Linked DNA regions of Homo sapiens: regions 2, 3, 4, 5, 6 and 7 are each linked to region 1. The links are chromatin loops, found by intact Hi-C in ENCODE. Cell type or tissue: K562. All regions are shown on one strand. Region 1 overlaps ZRANB2-AS1 (ZRANB2 antisense RNA 1). Region 2 overlaps PTGER3 (prostaglandin E receptor 3). Region 3 has its middle 170 kb from the start of LINC01788. Region 4 has its middle 120 kb from the start of CTH. Region 5 has its middle 21 kb from the start of LINC01788. Region 6 overlaps LINC01788 (long intergenic non-protein coding RNA 1788). Region 7 has its middle 150 kb from the start of ZRANB2-AS1.

The links. Hi-C counts contacts between places; a loop is a spot of excess contacts. Peaks named below come from ENCODE experiments on the same cell type or tissue, not always from the same donor. Only the 100,000 strongest peaks of a DNase experiment are listed, where the experiment ranks them.
Region 2: it touches region 1 in a loop (9-fold over the local background); 2 of 110 quality-filtered maps call a loop at or near these places.
Region 3: it touches region 1 in a loop (3-fold over the local background); 6 of 110 quality-filtered maps call a loop at or near these places.
Region 4: it touches region 1 in a loop (8-fold over the local background); 79 of 110 quality-filtered maps call a loop at or near these places.
Region 5: it touches region 1 in a loop (6-fold over the local background); 93 of 110 quality-filtered maps call a loop at or near these places.
Region 6: a loop joins it to region 1, with 2.7 times the contacts of the local background. A loop is called at or near these places in 8 of 110 quality-filtered maps.
Region 7: it touches region 1 in a loop (4-fold over the local background); 2 of 110 quality-filtered maps call a loop at or near these places.

The regions. Positions count from the first base shown.
Region 1 is chr1:71,047,938-71,051,937 of GRCh38, forward strand. It overlaps ZRANB2-AS1 (ZRANB2 antisense RNA 1), which reads left to right. Exons shown (of 3, transcript NR_038420.1): 2 at 877-1,051. Among named protein-coding and RNA genes, the nearest start is that of PTGER3, 2.1 kb to the left of the region's middle. In K562, a CTCF peak has its summit at 2,262 (motif pointing left); a DNase peak (open chromatin) is centred at 2,264; H3K4me3 peaks cover 375 bases.
Region 2 is chr1:70,968,722-70,972,721 of GRCh38, forward strand. PTGER3 (prostaglandin E receptor 3) reads right to left here. Exons shown (of 4, transcript NM_198719.2): 4 at 2,061-3,012. The coding sequence ends at 3,009. Among named protein-coding and RNA genes, the nearest start is that of ZRANB2-AS1, 76 kb to the right of the region's middle. In K562, a CTCF peak has its summit at 1,887; no DNase peak of the experiment used is centred here.
Region 3 is chr1:70,870,350-70,874,349 of GRCh38, forward strand. It overlaps a transcript of PTGER3 not described here. Among named protein-coding and RNA genes, the nearest start is that of LINC01788, 170 kb to the left of the region's middle. In K562, no CTCF peak of the experiment used is centred here; no DNase peak of the experiment used is centred here.
Region 4 is chr1:70,527,080-70,531,079 of GRCh38, forward strand. It overlaps the pseudogene CHORDC1P5. Among named protein-coding and RNA genes, the nearest start is that of CTH, 120 kb to the left of the region's middle. RefSeq lists an enhancer at 1,605-2,106. In K562, a CTCF peak has its summit at 1,842 (motif pointing right); a DNase peak (open chromatin) is centred at 1,862.
Region 5 is chr1:70,683,639-70,687,638 of GRCh38, forward strand. No RefSeq gene overlaps it. Among named protein-coding and RNA genes, the nearest start is that of LINC01788, 21 kb to the right of the region's middle. RefSeq lists a silencer at 1,760-1,809 and an enhancer at 2,010-2,069. In K562, a CTCF peak has its summit at 1,848 (motif pointing right); a DNase peak (open chromatin) is centred at 1,853.
Region 6 is chr1:70,749,709-70,753,708 of GRCh38, forward strand. All of the region lies in intron 5 of LINC01788 (long intergenic non-protein coding RNA 1788), which reads left to right. Among named protein-coding and RNA genes, the nearest start is that of LINC01788, 45 kb to the left of the region's middle. In K562, no CTCF peak of the experiment used is centred here; a DNase peak (open chromatin) is centred at 2,143.
Region 7 is chr1:70,894,344-70,898,343 of GRCh38, forward strand. It overlaps a transcript of PTGER3 not described here. Among named protein-coding and RNA genes, the nearest start is that of ZRANB2-AS1, 150 kb to the right of the region's middle. In K562, a CTCF peak has its summit at 2,057 (motif pointing left); no DNase peak of the experiment used is centred here.

The DNA of each region.
Region 1 (4,000 bases):
CTGATCGCCTGGGTTGGGAAGCCCCAGACGGTCTCCTCTGAAACGCCCTGCTCCTGGCCGGACCGGGAGCCCACTGGGGTCTCCTCCAGTTCTCCGCTAAAGTGTCGGTGGACGGCAAGCAGCTAATAAGTAGCACTGGACTTGCGGACCCCAGGCAAACTGCCGAGGCGCACCTGAGCGCTCGTCCTCCTGCTTCTTCAACCACAAACGCTCCTACAGGGACGGGATCCTTCTCCTGAAGTCCTTTAGTAACTCTGGTAAAGTGAAAATCGCCTGTCCTTAAGCAATCCACACAAGCCTTTGCATAGCTGATCGTTAACTTTTTTCCTTTCTGCTTTGTGACTCTAGAGTGATTATAAAAAGGCCAAGGTGTCCTGTCCCCTGGGGTGCCGCTGAAAACTATAAAATTACTAGACAGTGCCTGTAGACTTAAGGGAATAGACACAGGGAAACAAATACATCGGATGGTTGAATTCCAAGACCAAGAAATCCCAACTACTACCCCTCGCCTAATCCTGCCCGCTCCCCTCCCCACCACCCAACAAAAAGGTCAGCTATGGCAAAAGTGGCTACAGGAAGGTGGCATCAATTTGCATATCTGAGGTAGTGAAATCAACTGCTCCCAGCCTATGGGAGTGAGAGGGGAGCAGAAGAGAAAGGTATTCCTTACAAAGCCTCCAACCATCCTTCTTATCTTCATACAATAAGAACTAGAAAAGGTATTCAGATGTTATGAAGGCCTTAATCTATATGGAAACTTTGCCTTTGAAATAATAAACATTGAATGAAAATAGGCATACTTGCTTGCCTCGTAACATCTTTCAGTAAGCCAATATTTTATGTACTTCTCACAAGCATTTTCTCATTTTATCACAGAAATCCTCCAAGGTACTATTGCTATTATTATTTCCCTTAAAGGTGGGGTAACTGAGGCCCCATGAAGTTAAAGAATGTTCCTGAAGTCTCTCAGCAATTCTCAAGTCCCATCTTATTTGAAGCATGTATTCCTGACATGGGTCCCATAACTGCTCTCAGCAGATGAATATTAACGGTGAGATCATCTTCCCCTAATCTTGGGAAAGTCTTGTGTTTTTTGCTTTTTGCCTTTTTACACTGTCTAAGAGATGAAAAGATTTTTAAAAATAATTGCAAAGTTCATTTTTCCTCATATTTAAGAAATTAGACTTAATCATATAGCACTCTAAAGACCATTATTTTGATTGACACAGATCAACTTTCAGAACAAGCCCAATCAGTTTTGCCTTTCCTAGCTTAGCTGATGTTCTGTATGGGTGTTCTTAACTTTTAAATTACTGTTAAGAGGTAAGAATGGGATATGTCCCTCTGCATACTTTATGTGCTGTTGTCTTGATTCTGTATGAGAGTTTGAAAAAATATCACTATAACATTATATGTTTTTTAAAGAAGGAAAAGCAAGAATGCAACTTAAACTCCATTTTAATAAGATGCATTAATCACAACATGAATTTCATTTTGTGTTTTGCTGTCATTTAAAAATGTTTTGCACTTTTGCGTTTTACTGACTAAAATGTCACGTTTACAATGGGAACAACAGCTAGGAAGGGTGAAATGGTTTGATTCTAAAATCTTCCGTAAACTTTTGTCTTATTATTTTGAATTAATCTCAAACCTGTATTTGGGATAGTATTTTTCTAGCCTAATATCATTTGAAAATAAAATAATATTTGAGGTTATTCTTAGACAAAGCTTTATCCAAAGCATTTGGATGAAAGTGGCTATCAAGTTTATACCATCTATAGTTAGTAAAATTCTAGTGTAATTCAATATTTAAAATTTAAGACCATATCACCATTCACACAGCAAAGGAAGCAAGGCTTATCTTTTTCCAGTTACATCAAAAACTATTCTCATTTTTATTCACAAATATTTGACTTCTTTGAAACTTTTACTTCTCCCACTGAAGTGCTTGCTGTAGCCAATTGGACTTGATAAGCATGGTAAGCGTCGGGGCATGTATTAGTAAAGAATTGTTAGCCTCTCACTAACCTCTATGCCAATGAACAAAATGTGTTGCATTTCAGATAATTTGGGTATTTCTCTTCTTTCAGCACTTTGCTTCATCCTATATTGTCTGCCTTTAGCTATTCACCTTGTAAACAAGTGACTGTGAGGTTTTGTGGAGTAACAGTGTGAAGCTGGCAGTTGGATTCTGGTTGGTACTTTCTGGTCAGTTACTACGGATATAGTGTGAATTGTGTTGGTCTGAAACAACACCACCCTCTAGTGACCAAAAGGCTAATAACATGCTTTATGCTGTTTTAAAGAGAATTTCCATAGGGCCAATGGATGCTTTGCTTAGGGAATCTCTGATTTCTTTCCTAGAGATCTACTTATCAGTACATAATTGTGGTCACTTTGTTTTCCTTTGAGGTTACAAATTGGCAACTTTGTTTAACAGTCAATAAACCAGTAGAGGATTAAACTGAAAGACCAGATATTCATTTTTTTTTAATTTAAAGTATATATTCACCTATTATGTTTTCAATGAAATTCTAACCTGGACATGTTTTAAATTCACAGATTACTTAATTGTACCCTACAGCTTAAAATGTATAATGTATGTCAATATTTAGCTAGTGATGATGAATTTATTTTGCTATTTACTTCTATTAAACATCTATTTAAAAATCTTAAATATGGATACAAAATAAGATTAATAATGAGTCACATGATCAGCCTTTGATTGCCTCACTATGGATGGAAAATATCTGAAAGTCTTTCTTCATGGAGCCAACCAGTAATTTTAGTTTATATTTTAGTCATTCATTCATTCAATAACCATTCATTGAGCACCCAATCTATGTCAGACACTGTTTCAGTCATTAGGGATACAAAAGCAATACATAACAGTGCCTATATTCATGGGGTTTATATTTTAGTGCAAAATTACTGATTCTAAGTGCCAAATAACAGGAGAAACACTGATCCCATGGCTTTTGTCTTCTCAGAATGATTGTCATGGAAGTACAGTGCAATGTAGACTTAACATTTAAACATCAATCAATGTAATTACTGTATCAAAATAAAAGCAATGCCTAGAAGTCTTTGCTAGATCAAAGAGTCCCTTTCTATGAATGCCTTTTCTGCTGTCTTTTCTTCCTATTCTTTACATGCCTGTTTTTTTTAATTGAAAACTGGACATTGTAATATATTGTAATGACTCTGGAGTCTACCGGGTTTTTTTCCCTGAGTATTATCTATTTTATGTTTGTTTGCTCTGTTTGACAGTTAACTTGTCCGGATTCAAACTGCCAATATTGCCTCCCATGGGGCATGCTGCTCTTGGTATCTCTGCTTCATTCTCATGGTTTTCCATGCTCTTTTAGCTTGGCTTCCTAGAGATTGATTTCCCTATGCCTGTGTAATTTGCTGGTCAGTTAGCAATGGAGATCACCTTCTGTGTGGGTTCCTTGATTCTAGGGATTCTCCTCTTATTTGCAGCTACTCTGCCAGCTTAGGGCTATTCCCTGACATTTAAAGTTTCTGAAGCTTCAGCTTTCTCCCACCCAAAGTACACACAGCACAGGGAGGAATACATCCCCTTAAGTAAAGCATCAAAGTAATCAAAGTAGATGTATTCTTGAATAATGGTTTTTGTGTGTGTTTTGTTTTTTTTTTTTTTTTTTTTTTTTTTTAGACGGAGTCTCACTCTGTCATCCAGGTTGGATGCAGTGGTGCAATCTTGGCTCACTGCAAGCGCCGCTTCCCAGATTCTCGCCATTCTCCTGCCTCAGCCTCCCAAGTAGCTGGGACTACAGGCGCCCACCACCACGCCTGGCTAATTTTTTGTATTTTTAGTAGAGACAGGGTTTCACCATGTTAGCCAGGATGGTCTCGATTTCCTAACATCATGATCCTCCCACTTTGACCTCCCAAAGTGCTGGGACTAGATTTCTATCTGGTCTTTGCTTGCTTTTTCCTCAGGCTTCATGTGGTCTCCTTCACTCATGCAGAGTTT
Region 2 (4,000 bases), 79 kb before region 1:
CATATATATATATACTGATATGTATATATAGATATACAGTTTCTCTACATCAGATTTTAAACTAATTGGACAAAGATATTTCTCATTGTATGAGAAGTATCTTTGCCAAATAGTCATTATTTTTCTAACTTTTCTAATTATTTTGTTACTTATTACTTTAACAAAAAAACCTTTAATAAACATGCTATGTAAAACTTCATGTGGGCTGAGCATGGTGGCTCACACCTGTAATCCCAGCACTTTGGGGGGTTGAGGCGAGTGGATCACTTAAGGTTAGGAGTTCAAGACCAGCCTGGCCAACATGGTGAAACTCCGTCTCTACTAAAAGTACAAAAATTAGCTGGGAGTGGTGGTGGGTGCCTGTAATCCCAGCTACTCAGGACGCTGAAGCAGGAGAATTGCTTGAACTGGGGAGGCCAAAGTTGCAGTGACCCGAGATCGCACCATTGCACTCCAGCCTGGGCAACAGAGTGAGACTCTGTCTTAAAAACAAACAAATAAACAAACAAAAAGCACTTCTTGTGATTATTCTCCCTGGATGTAGACATTTTTAAACAAGGAAAGTTTAACGTGAAATGACAACAACCACTAACATGAACAACAACATAAAAACAAAAAGCTATCATGTTCACTTATGTTAATCTTGTACATAAATGTTACCTTCGCTGATAATTTACTTAATTAGTAACATCTTTCTAGGTGTCAAACACTACACTAGTGCCAAGAGACCTGTGGAAAAAAATTAAGAAACGAGTCCTCTCCACCATGAATTACAGTTTTGTCACATGGGAAGAGACATATACAATGAAAATATTCAAGGAATAGTACAATACAATAGTCAAAATGAGTACTATGTAACTTCAAAGTTGCAGACAGAGGTAAGGAAAAAACAAAAATACTTAAAGTATTCAAGGCCTAAGGACAAGGTGAGATCTGAACATGTGGGAGGTGGGTAGGTTTTGCATGGACAAAAATTATCGTGAGGTCTTAAAAACAAGAATAGCATCCAAAGGATGGTTGGGGTTGATTCCGTTCATGACATTTAAACCCACAGAGTCAAGAAGCCGGTTTATAGTTGAAATTGAGATTCACATTAAATAGGTAGAAATAAGTCTGGGTAAAGAATCAATCATAGTAAATACTTTCTGAGGATCTATCGTGTAACACTCATTTTATGTACGTTATTACAATTACCCTACAGGTAAGTACTATTATCTTCAATTTATAGATTAATTTATTGAGATGCAATTAACTTTCTCAGAGTCACAGAGCTTGTGAGTGGCACAGCCAGATTTAAATCCAAGTTTGATTCCAAACTCATGCTTCTGTTACCACATCACTTTGTCTTGTAAACAGAATATCACTGCAGCAAATCTTTCATCCCATTGTGCTGTAAGAAGGAACAGTACACCTGGAATTTTAAAAACTTGAACCTGAATTTGAATTCTTACTTATGTTAGGTATGAAAAATCGGTTAAGCCCTTTATAAACTGTACCATCTTTTGTAAAAATAAAATAGTGAATAGATGACAGCTAGTCACACAGGTGAATGAGGAACAGATAGAAGTAACAGAAGAATGGACATTCTTCTGATGTTGGCAAATACTATGTACTCAATAAAATTCACTGAATTTAAACCTAAGTAAAGGGATTGTGTACAGCATCAGCTTTGTGCTAGTTAAGACCATTTTAAATATAGATTTGGAAGAAAATAGTTATAGTTTATAGCTAATTCACAACTGCTTCTGCTATTTAAGAAGGACTCTACTATTGAGTCATTATAGTTGGCAGAAACGATATGTAGTCACAGCATATGATCCTACAGCAAAACTTCTGATACCATATTTTCATCGCTTCCCAAGATGTCCTATAGGTGACAGCATGGCCTTTAGCATGGTACCTAAAGAGGAGACACTCAGTAAATATGTGGTGAATTAAGCAAATGAGGGGACAGAAGAAAGGGAGGAAGAGAAAAAAAAGGACAAGAAGAAGAAAAGCTGATTGAATTTAAAAGCAGGTAACGGCATATCCGTTGAAAACTATTAGATGACTCAAGTATATCTTTTAGAAGTCCACAAAGTTTTTTATTTTAATACAGACAAAATAGATTCTTTTATTTTATAAAAACGTAATAAAGTTTGTTATTCAACAACTGTTATTTATTAATTTTGCCTTTGTATATGCTGCCAGAAAAGAAATATTAAGAAATCCTGACTTGGTCATGGTGAATCAGAAGGCCTACCTGGATTTTTTTATCACTCTAACTGCGCAGCTAATCATTCAACCTCAAATTTGTTTTTTATGACACTCCAAGGATGCCCTTAGCTGCATCACTCCTTTGTCATCAAAAGCTTAGAAATAACAATTAAGCAGATTCCTGAGTTACTAAATGACACATAACTAGAATTGAGACTTAGGAACTTTTAGTTCCATGCTAAGCCCACAGGGACACAACATCTCTAAAACATTAATCATAATTGGGCACAAATATTTTTTGTCACGATTCCCTCCTGCCCTCATTTGCTTTTATATGTCGTTAAGTTCATATCCTATTAATTGAATTATCACTCTCAATATGTTGACTTTTCACCATCATAAGCTTATACTGATTTTTCAAACTCATATTGCAAAAGCAAGCTATCATGAAATGTAAAGATGTCCACTTTGGTTAAGATTCACGTAAAGGTTTGAAGTTGGAGAAAACTCCTGGAACACAGGTCTTTCTTTTCATCACTTTTCCTCCAATCATCATCTGTGAAATTCTTCCCAACTTCTTAAATGCATATTCAAAATCCCATCCAAGAAACCAATCTAATATTCAGAGGCATGGATTATAATAATAAAGTTGATCTCCATGGGTATTACTGACAAAACAATCATTAAAATAAAAAGATAAAAATGAAGAAATAATCCAAATTAAAATATATAATTATCCTTCTCAGGTGGGAAGAAATATGCAAATTCAGGGAAGCAGGAATTGCAATAAAATGTCCAACTCCGTTCTTTCATTATCTGTTAGAATAGAGAGAGAAAGATGCAATAAGCATGGATGGGGATTATTTTTTTTAAATTTTGTGTATGGTGTGAGGAGTAAAATATAAGTAATAAATTTGTTTGCTTTAAACGTTTAAAACATTCTCTTTTGAAGTAATTACATGTGTTTTAGATTTAAAAAAGCAATTGTAGGCACAATAAATGGTCAAATAATCTTGTTGTAAAAACAAGTTTCAATTAGTATATAACTCTAGTCTAAAAAGAAATAAGGAAGAATAGAAGCTGAAATAGCCAGGAAATAGAATATTTTCCTATCAAAACATCAAAGTAGGCCAGACGCGGTGGTTCATGCCTGTAATCCCAGCATTTTGGGAGGCCGAGGCGAGTGGATCATGAGGTCAAGAGATCAAGACCATCCTGGTCAACATGGTGAAACCCCATCTCTACTAATACAAAAATTAGCTGGGTGTGGTGGTGTGCACCTGTAGTCCCAGCTACTTGGGAGGCTGAGGCAGGAGAATCGCTTGAATCTGGGAGGTGGAGGTTGCAGTGAGCCGAGATCATGCCACTGCACTCCAGCCTGTTGACAGAGCGAGACTCCATCTCAAAAAAACATAATTAATTCATTAATTAAAGTATTCTGTTTATTTTTTTAAGATAGTACACAGTGCCAATTAGTATAAAGCAAATTTTTTCACACACGGTTGATGAAATTTTAAATCTAATTATTTTCGCAAACAGTCTGTCTACATGTATCTTTAAAGAACATTAAATATTACACATTACTTATTCCATAAATTCTCCTTATGGTAAAATATATATATATATAAACAGTTTTTTCAAACCTCTGCCTTTCAGTACTTGGGTAATGATACAGTAATATTTTCATCAATGTGGCAAATTTGACCACAAAATTGACCATATGGTTAAGTAAGCTACAGTGTATTATTTAGATAACCTATTACATAAATATTAAAATGGCTTCACAAAGAATTTGCAAATGGTC
Region 3 (4,000 bases), 180 kb before region 1:
ATGGGCTGTCTCAAAAGTCTCTGAAATGCTTTCAAAATTGTTTTCCTATTGTCTCGGCTATTAGCACTTGGCTCCCTTTTATTTATGCAAATTTCTCTAGCAAGTGGTTTCTCTGCAGGCTGCTTGGATTCCTCTCCAGAAAAATGCTTTTTCTTTCCCTGCCACATGGCTAGGCTGAGAAATCTTCTAAACATTTATGCTCTGCTTTCCTTTTAAATATAAATTCAATTTTAAGTCATTTCTTTGCTCTGGTATCTGAACATAGGCTGTTAGAAGAACTCAGACCACATCTTGAACAATTTGCTGCTTAGAAATGTCTTCCTTCAATCTAGATACCTTAGGTTGTCACTCTCAAGTTCAAACTTCCACAGATTCCTAAGGCATGGATACAATACAGCCAAATTCTTTGCTAAGGAATAACAAGGGTGACCTTTGCTCCAGGTCCCAATAATTCCTCATTTCAGTCTGAAATCTCCTCAGCCTGGATTTTATTGTCCATATCACTATCGGCATTTTGGTTACAACCATTTAATGGGTTTCTAAAAATTTGCGAAGTTTACCTCATCTTCCTGTCGTCTTCTTCTGAGATGTCGAAACTCTTCTAACATCTTCTTGTCACCTAGTTCCAAAGCTGCTTCCACATTTTTGGGTATCTATCTTTATAGCAATGCCTCACTTCTAAATATCAATTTTCTGTATTAGGCCATTGTTGCATTACTCTAAAGAAATACCTGAGACTGGGTAATTTATTTTAAAAAAAGGTTCAGTTGGTCCATGGTTCTGCAGGTCACACAAGCATGGTTCTGGCATCTGTTTGGCTTTTGGGGAGGCCTCAGGGAGCTTTTACTCATGGTGGAAGATGAAGTGGGAGAAGGCACTTCACATAACAAAAGCAAGAGCAAGAGAGACAGTAGGGGGTGGGTAGGTGCCACACTTCGCAGCAACCAGATCTCATGAGAACTTGCTCACCATCATGAGGACACCACCAAGCCATGATGGATCTGCCTGGATGAACCAAATACCTCACATCAGGCCCCATCTCCAACACTGGAGATTACAATTCAACATCAGATTTGAGCAGGGACAAATATCCAAACTATATAACTGGAGAAGCCTCTGCCAGAGTTTTGAGATAGGGCTGACAGCAGAGACTATGTCCATGTCGGTATTCCTGGTATTGAGTTCATAACAAATGCTCAAGAAATGCTTGTTGAATTGTTAAGTCATGATTTTTTCACCATGGGCCCCTTGGTGAGAGAACTGAAACCAATGATTAGTCCCAAATCATTTGAGAAGGGTAGAGGAAAGCAAAAATGAGGAGAGCCTGAAGTCACACTAAGAATTTTAATGTGAATGCAAACCTTATTACCTAATGAGCTAGAGGCATACATTAGATGCAGAAATATCAACCTTCCTCTATCCTGAGCTGGACTTGCAATTTTTTTTTAATCTTAGGGCTTTTATAACCTGAAATGGGTACAACTACTAAATCCATATCTAGGGTCATTCAATTTTCAAGGTGCTATTTTAGCTTACCAAAAGTTAAAGTATGCTCTCCCCTCCCACATTCCATTTGAGAAGTCTATCTGTCAGATTAAGATACTTTCATCAAGGTCACTAGACTGCTTGTCAAAAGTCTTTTAACGTCAGTCACTCCAAGAATTATAAATAGCTTTGGCCTCAAACACGATTGTGTTGAGGGAAGGGAGGGAAGAAAAGGAGAAGAAGTGTGACAGTTGACTTTTTAAAAGCCATTGACATATTAAAGCTTTGAATTGCTTTTAAAATTTTTCTTTCCCATGAGTTTGAGGTTTATTGGACACGTTGATCTGAATGGGCACGGGCCTCTGCTGAGAAAGTTGTGGGAGATGGTCGGTGTTTTTCTTGGTTTGTATGTTCATATTGTCCTTCCTGAAATGGTTAGGGGCATTTCTCTTGAAGAACTATTAATAGTCTACATTTTTAAATCTTGTAAACAGTTGTGCATAACTGATGGTGTTTCCCTCTGTAATAGTTACGTATAAGCTTTGTGTCAAAATTTTGCTTGACTTCTTACTAGAGTGAGACATTTTTCAAACTGAATAAAAATAATGACCATTACTGAACACTGACTATGTTCCAGGTACTGGACTAAGCACTGAGCATACAGCTATTGCTCGCAACTTATAATAACAAATGAATAAAATTCTACCTTTGGTCTCCATTTACAGATGACAGAAGTAAGACTTGGAGAAATTAAGTAAGATGACCAAAAGTTAAGTCAGACCTCATTCTATTTGACGCCAAGGTTTGTGTAGCATATATGACATCTAGACCACAAACTCCAATGTATATGAAATAGCTCATTTTTTATAAAATTAACAAAAATTGTTCTCATAGTCTATTTTGCTAGAGTGGTAGAGAATTCAGTTGAAGTCACTACTGGGACTTGCCACACCATAGAGTTGTGCTGAATTCCTAAAGTTAGTTATAGGGAGTGCCACATCATCTGAGATGTAGTCATTGGTCCTTTGTCCACTGGGTACCATTAAGAATCTCTCTGTTCCAGACTGTGTGATCCTTTCCACTAACACATAACACCTCCCTGGGGTGGTATTTTGCTACTGAGAAATGCCTGGGCCCTTGACTTTGACCCTCTTTTTGGTTCAGGAGGCATAGCTCCCTCTTTCCAAGCTTCTGAAAGTATTCTCTCTATCCTGCATCCTCAGGATAATAGTAGCATAGTCTTTTCAAGAAGTTCTAATATGACAAAAAAAAAATCTCTTTTAAGTGTCTTTTGGTTTTCCACCCTGTAAAAATCCTAGAGGCAGAGCAGTTCTAAAATTCCAGTTGTGAGGTAGGAAAATATAGGAAGAATAAATAAGCTAATATTCCACAAATTATTCTGCTATGTGCCTTCTTTCTTTAGGTTTACCAGGTATAGTTTGGTCTGAATAGGTATGGTCCATTGATGGAACATAATGAGCTTTGATTATTGTGTCTTTTCTTTGCAAATCTATTTTCTAGCACCCACTGCCAGAAATGGTTGTATTTCTTAGAAACCATGGTTTATTTTTATTTCATGGGCACGGTGAGTCATATAATAGACTACATTTCCCTTTCTGCAGGTTTTTTGGAGACATTTTGATCAGATATGTGTCTGTGTACTCTGACATTCTTACAACGTATTTTCTAGACTAAATTGTATAAAATTTAGAGAGATTTGTTTTGTTTATTTTATTTTAATTTTCATAGGTTTTTTGGGGGAACAGGTGGTGTTTGGTTACATGAGTAAGTTCTTTAGTGGCGATATGTGAGGTGCTTTTTTTTTTTTTTTGAGACAGAGTCTTGCCCTGTCACCCAGGCTGGAGTGCAATGGCACTATCTCGGCTCACTGCAACCTCTGCCTCCCGAGTTCAAGAGATTCTCCTGCTTCAGCCTCCTGAGTAGCTGGGATTACAGGCACGCACCAGCATGCCTGGCTAATTTTTTGTATCTTTAGCAGAGACAGGGTTTCACCATGTTGGCCAGGAGGGGGTTTTGGTGCTTTTAAAATACTATGTATTATTATATATGTCAGGACCTGGGAGGGAAGATACGTAATGAAAGTGGTCTCTTGTTTGGTCTCTTCTTAAAATTTTAACCTTTCTGTTTTGAAAACATCTAGCTTCCAGATTTTTATGTTTCATAAAGAAATATAGCATTATTACTAATAATAGTACTTGTTTTAGACCTGATGTTACAAATACCAAAAAACAAACATACAAACAAACAAACAAACAAAACTTTGTGTCTCTTTAAGTATTTGTTTTTCTTCAATGGAATTTGGGGAAGAAGGTTGCAGGTCAGACCAAGGAAGTGGAGCTGGGGCCAAACTGCAGCAAGCAGAGCTCAGTGCAGAACTGCATGTACTCACACTTCCTCAGCCCCTAGGCAGAATGGCAGACCTGAGCTTCCCCACCCTTCAGGACCGGAGAGAATTGAATTTATTTCTACTTAAGTTCCAGTAGGTTGCCATGCT
Region 4 (4,000 bases), 520 kb before region 1:
CAGGACTTCAAAAATCAGAATACAAAATACATTGCTCTGCACTTGAGGAAACCTAGATCCCAAAGGTGAGATTGCATTTTCCACCTCCTACAACAAGATCTAACAACAAAAACTGAAAGAACTAGGTGGAGAAGCTTCCTGGATGCTTTTTCTCTGAAAATAATAAAGTTTAGTATTTGGTTTTGTTTCGTTTGATCTCCCCCTGAAGGATGTTGCTGAGGCATGTATGTTGAGTTTGACTGGCCTGAAGAGTTTTTGGGAGTGAAGGGAATAGTTGACTCTGGCAGACAAAGAAGAAAGTTGATATTAGGTTTAAACATCGGATGCCTCAAACATTATTTAGCTCTAAACCTGGCAGCTTGTCCTTTCTCCAAGTTAAGTAACAGTACCAATGTCTGCTTGTTTCTGCTGAAATCTTTCTTCATGGGGATTTCTTCTGTGTTTGTGTTAGAAATTTGCATTGTGTTTAACCTGAGAAGTAATTCCCATAGGAGGTTTAAGATAGATATATTTGATAAATAAACTTTAAGGCAGTAGAGTTTTCTATGCTAGTTAAATTGAAATGTTTCAGTTGTGTTTTTAGCTTATTTCTTTCTCTAACAAAATTTGACCATCTAATTTTTCCCATTGTTTGGATATCAAATACCCATAATAAGATATGTCAGTTGTATAAGAAGAGGGAGCTTAGTTTATTATAAAGTGAGACTTTTTTCTTTTCACACATTTCTAGCAAGAAGCAACTTGGCCTGCTAAACGCATACAGCAGGAGAAACGAGGACTTCTCTGCTGGGCTTGAAAACATTACAATGGATGTGTCAGGACTGTAGGCCTGGTGATTCAGTCCTTACTGCAGCAAATTTTATTGACAGTGTGATCCTCATGCCTTGGCCTCCCAAAGTGCTGGGATTACAGGTGTGAGCCATTGGGCCCTGCCAGGATTTGTTAATTTTTTGATTTCTCAACTAGTGTTGGCAAGCTTGGAGTGGAAAGTATAAACTTTCAATTTTGTATTATAAAATCTTGTTTTTATCAGTAGCACTCTCATGTCTTGGTTTCACTATTTACTTTGTCTCAGAAGCCCTAGATTGGGGCAGCTTGCTTCTTGACTGACATGCACAATGTCAAAGGATATGACACCAGTCTGTCAGCAGAGCTCTAGCAGCTACCTCAACACCGTGACCATGTCTGCAGAGAATGCTCCAGCCTTGCCTGCTCATACACGTTAGTAACATGATACAGTCTTTTCCATCTGTACAGAAGAGCTAGAATATTCCACCAAAGTTGTGAAACATGAATCTAGCAAAAACAAACAAAAAAGAAGACAAAACACAAACCATAAACCTTGTGTGGTCTGGAAAAGGGAGAGGGGTTGGTGAGGTAGAGATAGAGCTGAACATGTGTGAAAGTCTCTGAGGAGGAGCCCTGTGTGCTCTCTGAATGAGGGGGATAGAATCCCAGGAAGTATGAGCATCTGTCCTGTAATCAATTTCTGCCTGAAACCACACAAGGAGGTGTTTCATGATATCATGAGGATCCTATGCCGCTAAGAAAGAAGGACCATAAAATACAGCGTCAAAGGGAAAATGGTCTGTTGGAATTTTGATTGCCCTGAGGGGTGGCATGGAAGAGCTGCCAGTTTTTCCCATGTCCTTGAGAAGGGCACAGCTTTTAGGAGAGAGAGAGACAGAGAGTCCTGGTGGACCTGCGAAAGTCTCATATTCTTGATGAGAGACACATAGAGGAAAAAGGTGTGGACCGTAAGACCAGAGATGTGTGGGAAGGGAAGGAACTCAGTGAATGCTTGTGTGGACCGTCTTCTGAGCACTGAGTGCGATCATAGTCTCACTAGATGGCAGCAGAGTGTAGGTCCCAGGATATGAAGGGACGATCGGCTATCTCCCCTTTACCCCCAACCCCACATTTCCCACCACTGCTCCTTGCCATGACCCTTCTTCAGGAACTTCTATGCCATCTCTGGGAGAAAGGCAGAACGTGACCAACTAAATTGTTGTGTTTAAGCTGGAATGAATGAGTTTACTCTTAAAGCGGTACAATTTTGTTTTCTGCTTTTGAATGTATCCTGCGGCACCACCAACTCTTAGAATTGTGTAACGTCTAATTCCTTAATAAATTCCCCACTTTATATCACTCATGGAGGTTCTGATTCTCTAATTGAACCCTGATGGTTCTAGGAGTTGAGGTTTGTAATGGTTCCATGAGAACAAAATCTTAAGGATGGTTATTGTGAATTGGTTCTGGATTATCTGGAATGGGTTCTTGGATGAGATTAAATTTATAGGCAGTAATAACTGTGTTTGCATTGGTAAGGAGGACACTTGCTTATAGCATGCAATGGCAAAGCAGTTACTTATCATCTGCAGCCACCTGTAATCCAATGCCAGTATAAGGCAAAACTTTCATTTTGAGCAGTCATAGACAGCTTCAGGTCCTTTCTCTTTAGGTGGGGAATTTAAAATCCTGAGCTTATAATTTTTTCCCTGAAGTTCTCCAGCTCCTCTGGAAGCAGCTAAGTCACTCCTTTATACTCTGTATATTAGGGTGAGCAACGACCCTCGTTTGTCTACAACTGAGGGGGTTCTTCAGATGCTAAAACTGAGTAAGTCCCAGGTAAACGGGGATGAGTTGGTCACCTAACTTATATTCACTGAATTGTTTTATGACAGCATTGACTTGATTAGAGAAATCAGAGCCTTTGAGGACTTGGCAGATGCAGGGACGATGATTCATACCATGTCCCCTCTTAATTTGTATCTTCAGCCTGTTCAGAAGACAGCCAGAGCTTGGAGAATAAAATTGGATCACTGTAAACTTAACCTGTTGGTAACTCCAATTACAGCTATTTTTCTGGAGGAGATTTTGTTATTGGAGAAAACACTTTGTCCGGCACTTGGTATGCAATTATTGACCTAGTGAATATTTTTTCTTTATACTTGTTAATAAAGACCATCAAAACCAATTTGCTTTGAGTTAGCACCTTCACTATCCTACACCAATTACCTATATCCGCTCTCCAGCCTTTTATCATCATTAGATCGATAAACTGTTTCCGTAAAGGACGAGATAATAGAATTTTAGGCTCTGCAGGCCTCATAAACTTTACCTCATTTTCCTCCTCCTCCTTTATGTCCTCCTTCTTTTCCTTCTTCTGAATGCTTTAAAAGTGTAAAAACTGGCCGGGCATGGTGGCTCACACCTGTAATCCCAGCACTTTGGGAGGCTGAGGCAGGCAGAACACCTGAGGTCAGGAGTTCAATACCAGCCTGGCCAACATGGTGAAACATCATCTCTATTAAAAAAAAAAAGTGTAGTCTGGAAGCTGGCAGCCTTCTCAGTCGTCAGACTGGCGCTAGTGACATGGGAGTGGCTAATGCATCCTCTTGCCGTTCCCGGTGTTTGGGCCCTGCCTGTGACGGTGGGAAAAGAAAATGGCCTTGCTGTGCTACAACTGGGGCTGCGGTCAGCGCTTCGATCCTGAGACCGATTCCGATGATGCTTGCACATACCACCCAGGTGTTCCAGTCTTTTATGATGCATTAAAGGGTTGGTCTTGCTGTAAGAGAAAAACAACGGATTTTTCTGATTTCTTAAGCATTGTAGGCTGTACCAAAGGTAGACATAATAGTGAGAAGCCACCTGAGCCAGTCAAACCTGAAGTCAAGACTACTGAGAAGAAGGAACTATCTGAATTGAAACCCAAATTTCAGGAACACATAATTCAAGCCCCTAAGCCAGTAGAAGCAATAAAAATGCCAAGCCCAGATGAACCAATGACAAATTTGGAATTAAAAATATCTGCCTCTCTAAAACAAGCTCTTGATAAACTGTCATCAGGGAATGAAGAAGAAAGAAGAAGACAATGATGAAATTAAGACTGGGACCTCATGTAAGAATAGAGGGTGTTCAAAGACATATTGGGGTCTAGAAAGTCTAGAAGAAGTCTGTGTATATCATTCTGGAGTACCTATTTTCCATGAGGGAA
Region 5 (4,000 bases), 360 kb before region 1:
CATCCTCATCTTCTTTCAGTTTTCATGGAGAACACTTTCAACTCTTCCCCATTTGGTATTATGTTGGCTGTGGGTTTGTCATATATGGCGTTTATTATGTTGAGGTATGGTCCTTCTATGCCTAGTTTGTTGAGTTTTAATCATAAAGAAATGAAAAATTTTACCAAATACTTTTCTTAATCTATTAAGATGATCAAATGGTTTTTGTTTTTAATTCTGTTTATGTGGTGAATCACATTTTTGATTTGCATATGTTGAACCATACTTGTATCCCTGGAATAAAACTCGTTTGATCATGGCATATTATCTTTTTAATTTGCTGTTGGGTTAGATTTGCTAGTATTTTGTTGAGAACTTTTACATCTATGTTCATCAGGCATATTGGCCTGTAATTTTCTTTTTTTGTGTGTGTCCTTGCCTGGTTTTGGTATCAGGGTGATACTGGCTTTATAGTATGAGTTAAGGAGGATTCCTTCCTCCTTGATTTTTTGAAAGAGTTTTAGTAGGAATGGCACCTGTTAGTCTTTGTACATCTGGTAGAATTTAACTGTGAATCTGTCTGTTTTAGGCTTCTTTTCATTGGGATATTTTTTATTATCAATTCAATCTCACTACTCATTATTGATTATTTCAGGATATCTATTAATATTTCTTTTTGGTTCAGTCTTGAGAGGTTTTATGTTTCCAGGAATTTATCTATTTCCTCTAGGTTTTCTAGTTTGTGTGCATTGAGATACTCATAGTAGTCTCTGATGATCTTTTGTATTTCTTGGTATGAGTTGTAATGTTTCCTTTATCATTTCTGATTGTGCTTATTTAAATATTTTCTCTTTTTTTCTTGGCTAATCTAGCTAGCAGTCTATTGATTTTGTTTATCTATTCAAAGAACTAATGTATCTCCCAGGAGCTCTCCGAGTTTCTTGTATCTGGATATCTAAATCTCTAGCAAAACCAAAAAAGTTTTCAATTATTTCCTCAAATAGGTTTTTCAGGTTTTTCTCTTTTCCCTCAGGAATACTTGTGACTCATAGGTTTGTATGCTTTGCATAACCTCATATTTCTTGAAGGTTTTTTTTATTGTTTAAAATTCTTTTTCATTTTTGTTTGACTGGGTTAATTTGAGAGACCTGTTTTCAAGCTCCGAAGTTTTTTATTCTGCTTGATCTGGTCTTTTGTTAAACTTTCAACTATATCTTGTAATTCCTTCAATAAATTTTTCACTTTTAGAAGTTCTGTTATTAAAAAATATGTATCTCTTTAGTAAATTTTTATTCATATCCTGAATTGTTTTTCTGGTTTCTTTGTGTTGGTTTCCAACTTTTTTTTGGATCTCATTGAGCATCCTTATAATTCATATTTTAAATTCTGTATTTGGCATTTCAGAATATTCATTTGATTAGGATCCATTGCTATAGAGCTAGTGTGATCTGTAGGGGTTGTTGTAACACCCTGTGTTTTCATATTGCCAGAATTCTTACACTGGTTCTTTCTCATTTGTGGAATCTTTCATTTCTTACTTTTGAATTTACTTTCATTTGGATGGGACTTTTTTCCCCCTTGAGAGTGTGATTGTAATGTATATTGAGTAGGGTCATTTGGCTTTGCTTCTGGGTGCTTTCATGGGGCCAAGGATCTGTTTGAATTCCTTAGTTATAGATAGCCTTAGTGTGGTGGTTTTCCAAGATTCTGGTTGTAGTAGTGGTGTACTGGGCATGTGAGCAGGCTCACTGCCTCCTGCAGAGACAACGAGGCAGAGGTCTTTGTAGGCTTACTTCGTTCCCCAGTGCCATGCACTTCTGTCAGCACTTATTGTATTGGGTCATGCAGTTCAACCTCTAGGCCAGTAGGTGGTGCTTGGGGGTAAAAGCTGGCTGAGCACTTGTAATTGTGCCAGCAGATGTTGTAATGGGCTCTGCAGGTTGACCTCTGGGGTTGTAGGTGGCACTTACAGGAGAGAAGCAGCTATGGCGGTGGCAATAGGATTTATGTTTGGCCTTTGTTCAAACCAGGAGAAGTATTCGGATGTCTCAGGCAATGGGTGGGCTGTCTGTCCGGTGTTCTACCACTAGGCAGATGGGAGGAGCAAAGCCAGATGGGGCTGTGTTGGGCAAGCCCGTGTCCAGGCTCCCTGTGACAGGCACAAGTGCTGGCTCCAACAGGGGTTAGGTGGCAGCTGTCTTGCAACTGGGACAATTTTTCAGGCTGGTGGAGGCACCTCTACCACGCGAAAGCACCTGCTGAGGAGAGGGGGGATTTGGGGGGAAAGGGACAGCTGGGATTCCACAGCTCACTAGTGGGTGGTAGCACCCATCCAGCTCTCACAGCCTAATCCAGCAGTTCTCCCACTAGCATTTGGCCACTGGCAGCAGGCCGCGACAGCCAGTCCTGTCCCAAGCAGTCTGCCGTTCAGATTGCAAAGCTTCCCCAGGCCCTGAGGTTCCCTGCCCAAGACAGAAGATGCACCCCATGGCACACCCTTCCTGGATCAGTCTCACATAGGATGAGGTGCCCAGCTCCTGCACCGCGGCATGAACACATGCCACACTCTCTTCTTAATTCTGATGGTGGGATCTCCTCCTCCACTCAAGATTAGATTGACAATATCATCCCTTGGCCCCTGGACAGCTTGAGTCCTGGAGTGGGGGGATGTAATCAGGCCAGTGAACTCGTCCTCAGGCCTCCTGGATTCAGGTGCTGGCTGAGATAGGGAAGGGCCAGCTGGTCCCAGATTTCCAGCAGAATACGCAGTCCTGGCAATGGTGGTTGCTGCAGCCTTGCCACCAGGAAAGGCAGGCCCCTTTCTACAGAACAGCCAGGCAAGCAGCTTTGTGGAAGGCAGGCAGGTGTTGATTGTGTGGGTTCACAGCAGTGGCAGGAGTATTTGTCCTTGGTGCATGTGAGAGTGCCCAGCATCTCTTCTCACTCCCTGGCCCAGCAGCCAGCAGGGGCAATAGCAGCCCTAGTACACATACTGAGCCTTGGGGAATGGGCTCCTACAATGGCGCTGTGCTGCAGCTACCCAGTACTCAGAAGCCCGTGGGCTCCACCACGTGAGTTTGAGCAATGCCTCTGCACAATCTCCAGGCAGCTTTCTATGCCAGTCTGGAGGCAGGAGGGTCGATGGGCTCTCCTGTAGCGGCCGTGGAGAGAATGTGGAGCCCCATGGGTCTCTCACTTAGCCCTTCCCTGGGTCTGAGAGCTGCTGCCTTTTAAAATTTACTTAGATGATCTTGACCTCGAAATATATAATCAATGCTATTCTCTTCCATGCTCAAAAAGGCTTTCTTTTGTATACACTCCTTCCATATTAGGTAGGCACTGGAAATTAGGACAAAACTCTTGTTTCACATCTCTTTCGAGGAATATAAAGGCCTGTAATTGGATGAATGCAGCCCAGTATATACAGTGACTTGGATCAACTCTCACATGGGATTGAAGGGGAAGAAAACAAAGAAGATTGTGTATCTACTACACACCAGGAAATAGAAAAGCAGGAAAATTGCCTCAATGTCTGAAACTGAAATTGGTATTATGGTGTGACTGACTCTATGACTGGCAGTGATTAATTTTAGAAAGAGATAGAAACAGGTAAATGTTCTTCATTAGACAAAGTATTCTATTTTTTATAATAGAACTTTCATCTGTAGTTATTCCTTCACTTTATTCTCCCTCAGAAATGGTGTCTTTGTAAGCAAGGATGGTAGCTTGTACATTCTTCCATTTGAAGACTTACAATGCTTTTGTGTAGTTCAAGAGTCATTCTTGTTGGATTTGGGGCTAAATAAGAGTTAGACTCTGAGATTCTCCTGTATTCTTACATTTTTAAATTCAGAGATATAAGGTGAAGAACTAGTAGGATAGTGTTGTTCTTTTCTCTTCCTTTAAAATCAAATCTAGGGAATTGTTTTATTCCTATTATATTTATATTTTCCCAATTCTTCAAGGAATTGTAGCTCTGCATTGGTGTTTCTGCCTTTGAGAAAGCATATGCCTCTTCCGT
Region 6 (4,000 bases), 300 kb before region 1:
TCCTGATTCTGATTTCCATTTGCTTTGTACATTATTTCTCCATCCGTTTGTTTTTACCATATATTTGTCATTACATGTGAGATGGGTCTCTTGAAGACAGCTGATATGGTTTGTCTCTGTGTCCCCACCCAAATCTCATGTCAAATTGTAATTTCCAATGTTGGAGGAGGGACCTGGTAGGAAGTGATGGGATCATGGGGGTTGTTCTCTTGTTGTTCTCATGATAATGAGTGAGTTCTCATGAGATCTGGTTGTTTAAAAGTGTGTAGCACTTCTTCCTTTGCTCTCTCTCCTGCCACCATGTGAAGACGTTCCTTACTTCCCCTTTGTCTTCTGCCATGATTGTAAGTTTTCCAAGGCTTCCCCAGCCATGCCTCCTGTACAACATGCAGAACTGTGAGTAAATTAGGCCTATTTTCTCCATAAATTACCCAGTCTCATATATGTCTTTATACCAGTGTGAGAATGGACTAATCCAACAGCATACAAGTGGGTCTTGGTTTTTTACCCAGGCTGCCATTCTGTGTCTTTTAATTGGGTCATTAAGCCCATGTATATTTTAGATTAGTATTGATATGTGTGGATTTGATTCTGTCATCATGATGTTAGCTGGTTATTTTGCAGACTTTTTAGTGTGGTTGCTTTATAGTGTCACTGGTCTGTGTACTTCAGTGTGTTTCTGTTATGCCTGGTAACAGTTTTTCCTTTCCATATTTAGTGCTTCCTCAGGAGCTCTTGTAAGGCAGGTCTAGAAGTAACAAATTCCCATATTCCCTCAGCATTTGCTTGTCTGAAAAGGATTTTATTTCTCCTTTGCTTATGAAGCTTAGTTTGGCCAGACATTAAATTCTGGCTTAGAATTTCCATCCTTTAAGAATGTTGAATACTGGTGCCCAGTCTCTTCTGGCTTGTAGGTTTCAGCTAAGTGTTCCACTGTTAGTCTGATGGGCTTCTCTTGTAGGTGACCTGACCATTCTCCCTAGGTGCCTTAAAATTTTTTCTTTCATTTAGACCTTGGAGAATCTGATGATTATGTGTCTTGAGAATGATCTTTTGAAGTATCTGACCAGGGTTCTTGGCATTTCCTGAATTTGAATGTTGGCCTCTCTAGTTAGGCTGGGGAAGTTTTCATGGATGATATCCTGAAATATATTTTCCAAGTTGGTTCCATTCTCAACATTTCTTCCAGGTACACCAATCAGTCATAGATTCAATCTTTGTACATAATCCTTTATTTCTCAGAGATTTTGTTCATTCCTTTTCATTCTTTTATCCTCTATTATTGTTGCCTTTTATTTCAGAAAGCCAGGCTTCAAGCTCTGATATTATTTCCTCTGCTTGGTCTATTCGGTCATAGATTCAATCTTTGTACATAATCCTGTTATTTCTCAGAGATTTTGTTCATTCCTTTCCATTCTTTTTTCCTCTATTCTTGTTCCCTGTCTTTTGTTTCAGAAAGCCAGTCTTCAAGTTCTGAGATTATTTCCTCTGCTTGGTCTATTCTGCTATTAATTCTTGTGATAACATTATTATATTCCTGTAGTGTGTTTTTTCAGCTCTGTCAGGTCAGTTACAGAGCTTTACTGGATATTTTGTCTTTTCTTTACTGGATATTTTGTCTGTCAACTCCTGCAACGTTTTATCATGATTTTTAGTTTCCTTGCATTGGGTTTCAATGTACTCATGGAGCTCAATGAACTTCATTCCTATCCATATTCTGAATTTTATTTCCGTCATTTCAGCCATCTCAGCCTCTGCATAGTTCCAAACACTTGCTGGAGAGGTAATGTGGTCATTTGGAGGAAAGAAGGCACTCTGGCTTTTTGAGCAATTTTTTGCTGATTCTTTCTCATCTTTGTGGGTTTATCTACCTTCAATCTTTGAGGTAACTTGTAGGGAGACCCCCTGAAACTATTGCTATGGAATAAAAGAGGAAATGCTCCTGATTATTGTAAATACAAAATCGCATGCAAGATTGTGTTAAGACAATGCCAGGTTGGACTGCCAGAATGAGCCAACAGCATGTGATGTGCTTCCCCCTGCAGAGAGCCTATGAACGGACTTGCAGTCAGGGAGGTTTCACATCACCAAGATTCCTATCCCAGAAAAGCAGATGTTTGTAGCTCTGGGGATGGAAAGTGACCCTTGTGGAGAGCCTAGAATTGGATGCATGAGGGGCGCCTGTTCATATGGATAAGATAAGGCTATAAACGCCCTCATCTTGCCATGGCTCTTCGAGGCCTCTTTAGGGTTAAGGCATACTCCCTTCTGAGAATTTCTGGTCTAACCGGTTGTCTAGCTTCACATCCTGTTTCTATGGATTGTTTGTAACCAGCTTTTGCTGCAACTGTTACTGCTGATTAATATCTTGCTAGTCATAGGTTACGAGAAGACTGTGTTTCTATTTTAAGACTCTGTTAGAAATTACTGATGCACACACTATATTGTAAATTCTTATCTCTGTATACTGTACTTCTGCATACAGATGTTATGTTAAAGAATTTCTTCATCCTCATGTGACCATCTCACCTCATAATCAAACAACCCTAAATCCCTCACTAACCTACCCCTGCCCTCACTAAACTCAATAATAAATGCTGGTATATCCAGTGCATTGGCGGCATCACGGGACTAGAAGGCGGTGACCCCCCTGGACCCAGCTTTCACTATCTTGTGTGTGTCTATTATTTCTTGACCTGCCGATCCGCCTGGGAACAAAGAAAGAGCCCTGTTGCATTGTGGGCTGCTGGCCAGATCCTGCAATAGTTACTAATCTTTGAATGTTTTTTCTTTTATCCTATTTGATGACCTTGAGGGTGTGATTGTAGTATAAGGTGGATTCAGTTGTCTGGCTTCATTTCTGGGAAATTTTAAGTGGCCAATGCTCAGCCCCCAACTCCTGGGCTACATGCTGTAACTCTGGAGGACTTGTATTGGGTCCTGACTTTGTTGTCTGGCTCCTTGAGGTTTGGAGTCCACCACTCGGGGTGGGGGTGGTGGCAAGATGCAGTAGCTGCAGCAGAGTGCTAGTGGATGCAGTGGTGGCTGGCTCCCTGTGGATGTTAATCACAGTGAGGGAGGCAAGGCAGCTTAGGAGGAAAGCGGAGGTCGGGGGGGCCTGCTGAAGACTGTGTGTGCTGTTGCATGGAAGTGGAGTTGGCTTGGACAAGGTGCTGGCCAGTGCAGGTCTGGGTACCTTCTCTGTGCTCTGCAAGCTGGAGTGATGGCTCAGGGAGGATACCTTGTTCTCTTCCCAGTGTTAGAGCAAGAGCAGGGCACTGGCTGAGGTGGGGTTTGCTGGCTCTGTTCCCATCAAGGCTCCCTCTGCAGTGGCAGTCTGGTGGGGTTGAGAGGTGTACTGCACTCACACATGCTGGTGGAGCAAGTAAAGCAAAACCTGCCCATGCAGACATGCATCAGTAAAGTGATGTGGGGAGTTGCCATGGGATTAGGGGAAGCTGCACTATGGGGAGGGTGCATGTGGGTTGGTATGCAGCCTTAGAAGCTGCCTCTCTGGAGCTCTTCACTGCTCAGGGATGGTCTGCTGGCACAGAAGCCATGGTGTGGATTCTCAGGGAACCCAAGACTGCCCTATAAGAAGTCATGGCCAGGCTGGGGCCCCTAGAGAGGTCAGCAGACCAAGGAGTGCTCAGGTTGAACCAGCCCCATCTGAGGTGCTCCACCGCCCTTCAGAGGTCAAATCTGTCAGTTCCCTTAGGGCTAAAGTCTCCTATGGCAGCAAGTTGAGCCTAGAGGGATGTTCTTCCCTGGCCCTTCTCCACTACAGCCACTCCCACCACCACACCGCAGCCACTCTGCGCTTCACATCAGCTCGCCTGCTGCCCCACCACTTCTCTAAGCAGCTCCTCCTGCCACCTCAATTGTCCATGGTGGTCGAAGGGTTCCCTCCTGTCAGGAATCCAGAGGCCCATGACAAGAGTGGGTTGCTCCTTGCCAGTTCAACTAACCCATTCCCCCAGAGCTGTTGTGGTTCAATAAT
Region 7 (4,000 bases), 150 kb before region 1:
TAAATTTGTTTTCTTATGAAGTTTTGTGACAATCATCATTTTAACTCTGTTTACCAAATAGCATTTTGAGCCTGCAAGTCTGCCAGAAAACTACATTGAATGCCTAGTTTTCTACATGACCTTGGATAGTTTATTATATTTCAGAACACTTTGGTTGTCTGGTATGAAGCGTATTTGGTTTTCTTCTACTCTTGCTGGAGGCAAACTCATTTTTTTTCCCAAAAAGTATGTTACATAATTATTGAACTCCTGGAAGAAAATTAGAATATTTTTAATGAAGTGCTATTATGGATAACAATTCCTGTGGAATTTGATCAAGCCTCACCTTTAGGCAAAAGTATATTTAGTTTACTGTTTGCTTCTTGAAAGTCCTCTCCCCACTCATCCCACCCTATCTCCAGTAGAGGTATGTGAATCCTTATAACAGTCTTAAGGAGTAGACGTTAATTCCATTGTATAGGAGATAAAACTAATACCCAGGGAGTTTAAGTATTGTGCCTGAAATCACACAAAGCTGAATGGCAAAGTTGGGGGGTTAAACCACCTATATCTGACACCAAAATCCAATCTCTTCACCTACAGCATGACTTTCTTAGCATTCCCTTAGTTTTCTCTCAAAGGTTTTCTCTTGACATCTCACTGAGTGGTGGGCTGTTTGATGATTCAAATATAATGGAGTTCTAAGGATATCAATCCCTGCTGTCACCAAATGACTCTCAATTGATTATTGATTTCAATTGATTATTGACATCTCAATACTGAGTTCCCCCCAGCACCAGGAGCAAGAGCATAGCATTTAACAAAAGAAATGACAAATAGGAGAAATTACAAATAATATTTAAGCCACAATTTTTACTCATTCTTTTCTTATTTTCTCAAAATATTTGACAAGTGATAGTCCACACTCTTTGTGTATCAGGATCTCTGGACATTTATAAGGCAAAGTCAGTTGCTGGTCATGAATAGCAACTCAAACAATCCAAGCTTCATGTGGTTAGTATTCTGCCAGCTTGAGGAAACTTGTCTTTGGCTACAAATAAAAGAAAAGTAGTCCCAAAATTTAAGTGGCTGCCTATGATTACTCATTGCCTTTGAATAGTGGTTACTTTTCATGGTATACAACTACAAAATCATTTACATAAAATCCAGTGTAAGAGCTGATTAAATCAGCATCACTTTGTAAACCAAGTGAACAGACACAGAGCTGAAATTCAGACTCCAGATGCTGCAAAAAATAAAAATAAATAAAGATGCTTTAGAATGCCTGGCTCAGTCCCTGATGTGAGATTTCACAAAAACAAGTTTCTGTTTCACAGAAACAACCCATAGCATACTTGCTGAAGAAATTTCAGAGAACAGGAAAGGAATTTGGTCTGACATAATTTTAGGTACAGAAGTGTGATGTTAAGGTAACAGCATAAGCTCTTGTTTTGATTGTGTCTGTTATCACATGTAAGAACTATAGTTTCAAAGCTCAGGCTAAGGTGGTTGCAAAAGAGGTTTAAGCAGTGGACAAACAGTTGTACTAGACCAGGAGAACCAAATAAAACTTTTTCACAGATCCCTAGTGGTTGGTGGCAATGTCTCTGACAACCTGGAGTAAGATTAGGAAGAAGAGTGCTGCAGTGCATATGTGCATGTTGTCTGGTGTAAGATTCCAGCTACTCTTTCTGGGAAAGACTGCCCTTTGCAGTGAAATGATAACATTCCTAAAATTTTAGGAGTTAAAATCTCTTTTCTTCAAAATGATGAAGATAGTAGGATGCATGTATTTTCTCTTTTTTTCAAATGTCCTTACTTAATTAAATTACTAGTTGGCTACTGTTAAGAGTTAACTTGTGTCCCCACAACAGATATTGAAGTCCTAATCCGTAGTATCTATGAATGTGGCCTTATTTGGAAATAGTGGTTTTGCAAATGATCAAGTTTCGAGGAGGACATTAGGGTGGGCCTTAATTCAAGACTGGTGTCCTTATCAAAGGGGGGAAATTTGGACACAGAGACAGATGTATACAAAGAGGAAGATGATGTGAACACACAGGGATAATGCCATCTACAGGTCAAGAAATGCCTAGGAATGCCAGAAAACTACCAGAAGCTAAGAGAAGCATTGGAACAGATTATCCCTCCCAGTCCTCAGTAGAGACCAGCCATGCTGACTCCTTGATCTCAAACTTACAGCCTCTGGAGCTGTGAGACAGTAAATTTCCATTCAGCCTCCCAGCTTGTGGTAAATTGTTACAGCAGCCCTAGGAAGCTAATACAGCCTTCTTAGGTCAAATTCTTATTTTTGTTTTTATTTGTTTTGCTTTTTGAAATTCTACTAGTTCTTAAAATCACAGAGTCTGAAAACCCTTATCAGGGGTGGCTGCAAGGTCCCATCCAACCCTAAGATTTTATGATATTTTACACTGCAACAGCTCTTTTCTAATTTTTTGACTAGGCGTTAGTGTTCCTCCAGGACTGGAGCTTTTCAGACTCTCCTTGACATAGCAGAGTACAAACAAGCACAACATTTAGGTGTTTCAGACCCAAACCTCAGAAAATATCCCACAATATGGCTTGATACTCTAAATGCGGACGCTGGATTTCTTTCCCTGTAGTTTGAGTAGGAGTAAAACTCTAGGCACTCCTTGTATAGGATGTAAAAGTAAGTTAGATGTGCCTCCACCCATGGATCCGATGAGGAACGGTGTTTCTCAGAAGCTTAGGGATAAGTGCCTGAGGTCTGTGGAATGCCTCTTCCTTTTTATATTTGTATTATCAAACAGCCCACCACTCAGCGATCTTGAGACCCCGTTCCCCTTTCCTTTGTCCTCCCAGGCAAGCTACATAAGAGGAGGTTAGGGACAGTGAGGTATGTTTTATCTGATTATGCTAGAATGCACTGGTGTCACATTTCCATTGCTTGAAGGGGTTGAAGTGTTCTTTAGCTTGAAGAAAATCTAACCGGCAATCCATTCACTCATTTATTCATTTGTGAATTCATTCAATGAATAGTAAAAAAGAGGAGTTCTAAGGATATCAATCCCTGCTGTCACCAAATGACTCTGTAACTACAATAACCACTAAGTGATGAGAACCTCTACCCTCGTTGAATAGAGGAGAACACATGGGATCAAATAATTGAACCACAGCTGATGGTCCTGTAGCTGATGAATGTCAGCAACTTGACCTCAGTTCTTTATGACTCCCACGTGTCTGCTGTTTCCATTCTATCAAGCTGCCTGCCGGTACAACCCACCAAACTGGCATATATCATAGTATCATAAGACATGTCTCCCCTTCAGGAGCTCATTTCTTCCAGTCCTCTTTGCCTCCAGCCAAGGTCCATCACTTCACAAAAACCTGGTTAAAAGCTCACCTGCTCCAGGAATGTTTCCTGGTTTCCACCTTTACTCAGTCAACCCTTCAGCACCTAGAACTTAAATTGTGAAATAAGTTTGTTTGTTTGTTTTGCATTTATTGAGATGCTGTGCTGTTATTGACTTCAACATGTTTTTGTTTGATTTGTATCTCCCTAAAATATCATCAGTTCTTCAAAGAAAAAGGCTGCATTTCCTTGTTTCTAGTCCCAACCTTTCTGCCAAGGAGCTATACTACTTAATCTATTTGAACATATCACTTAATGTATTTGAACATGTGGTCCTCACTGATTTAAAAAAAAAAGTGAGGGTTGGGGAGTGGGTAATTGGAAAGAAGGTCTCTATGGATATTTTTTACCTTAATAGTGTGTATTTAGTGTCTCCTATGCATCCCAGTCCTTTGCTGGCTCTGGGAATTGTCCATTTGAGCCTTGTTGCCCAGCATCCTCATGTGAGGGGAACTGTGGTCTTATCAAGAAGGACTTCTCCTACATCCCTGCTGGGCAACCCAGGCCAATTCTACTGAGTATGAACTTGAGCAACACACACTGATGTCCATCTTGGTCTTCCTGTTTTTCTCCTTTCCCCTTTTCTTTGGTATTCAGCCATAACTACAACTCCAGATCAAGGTGGTA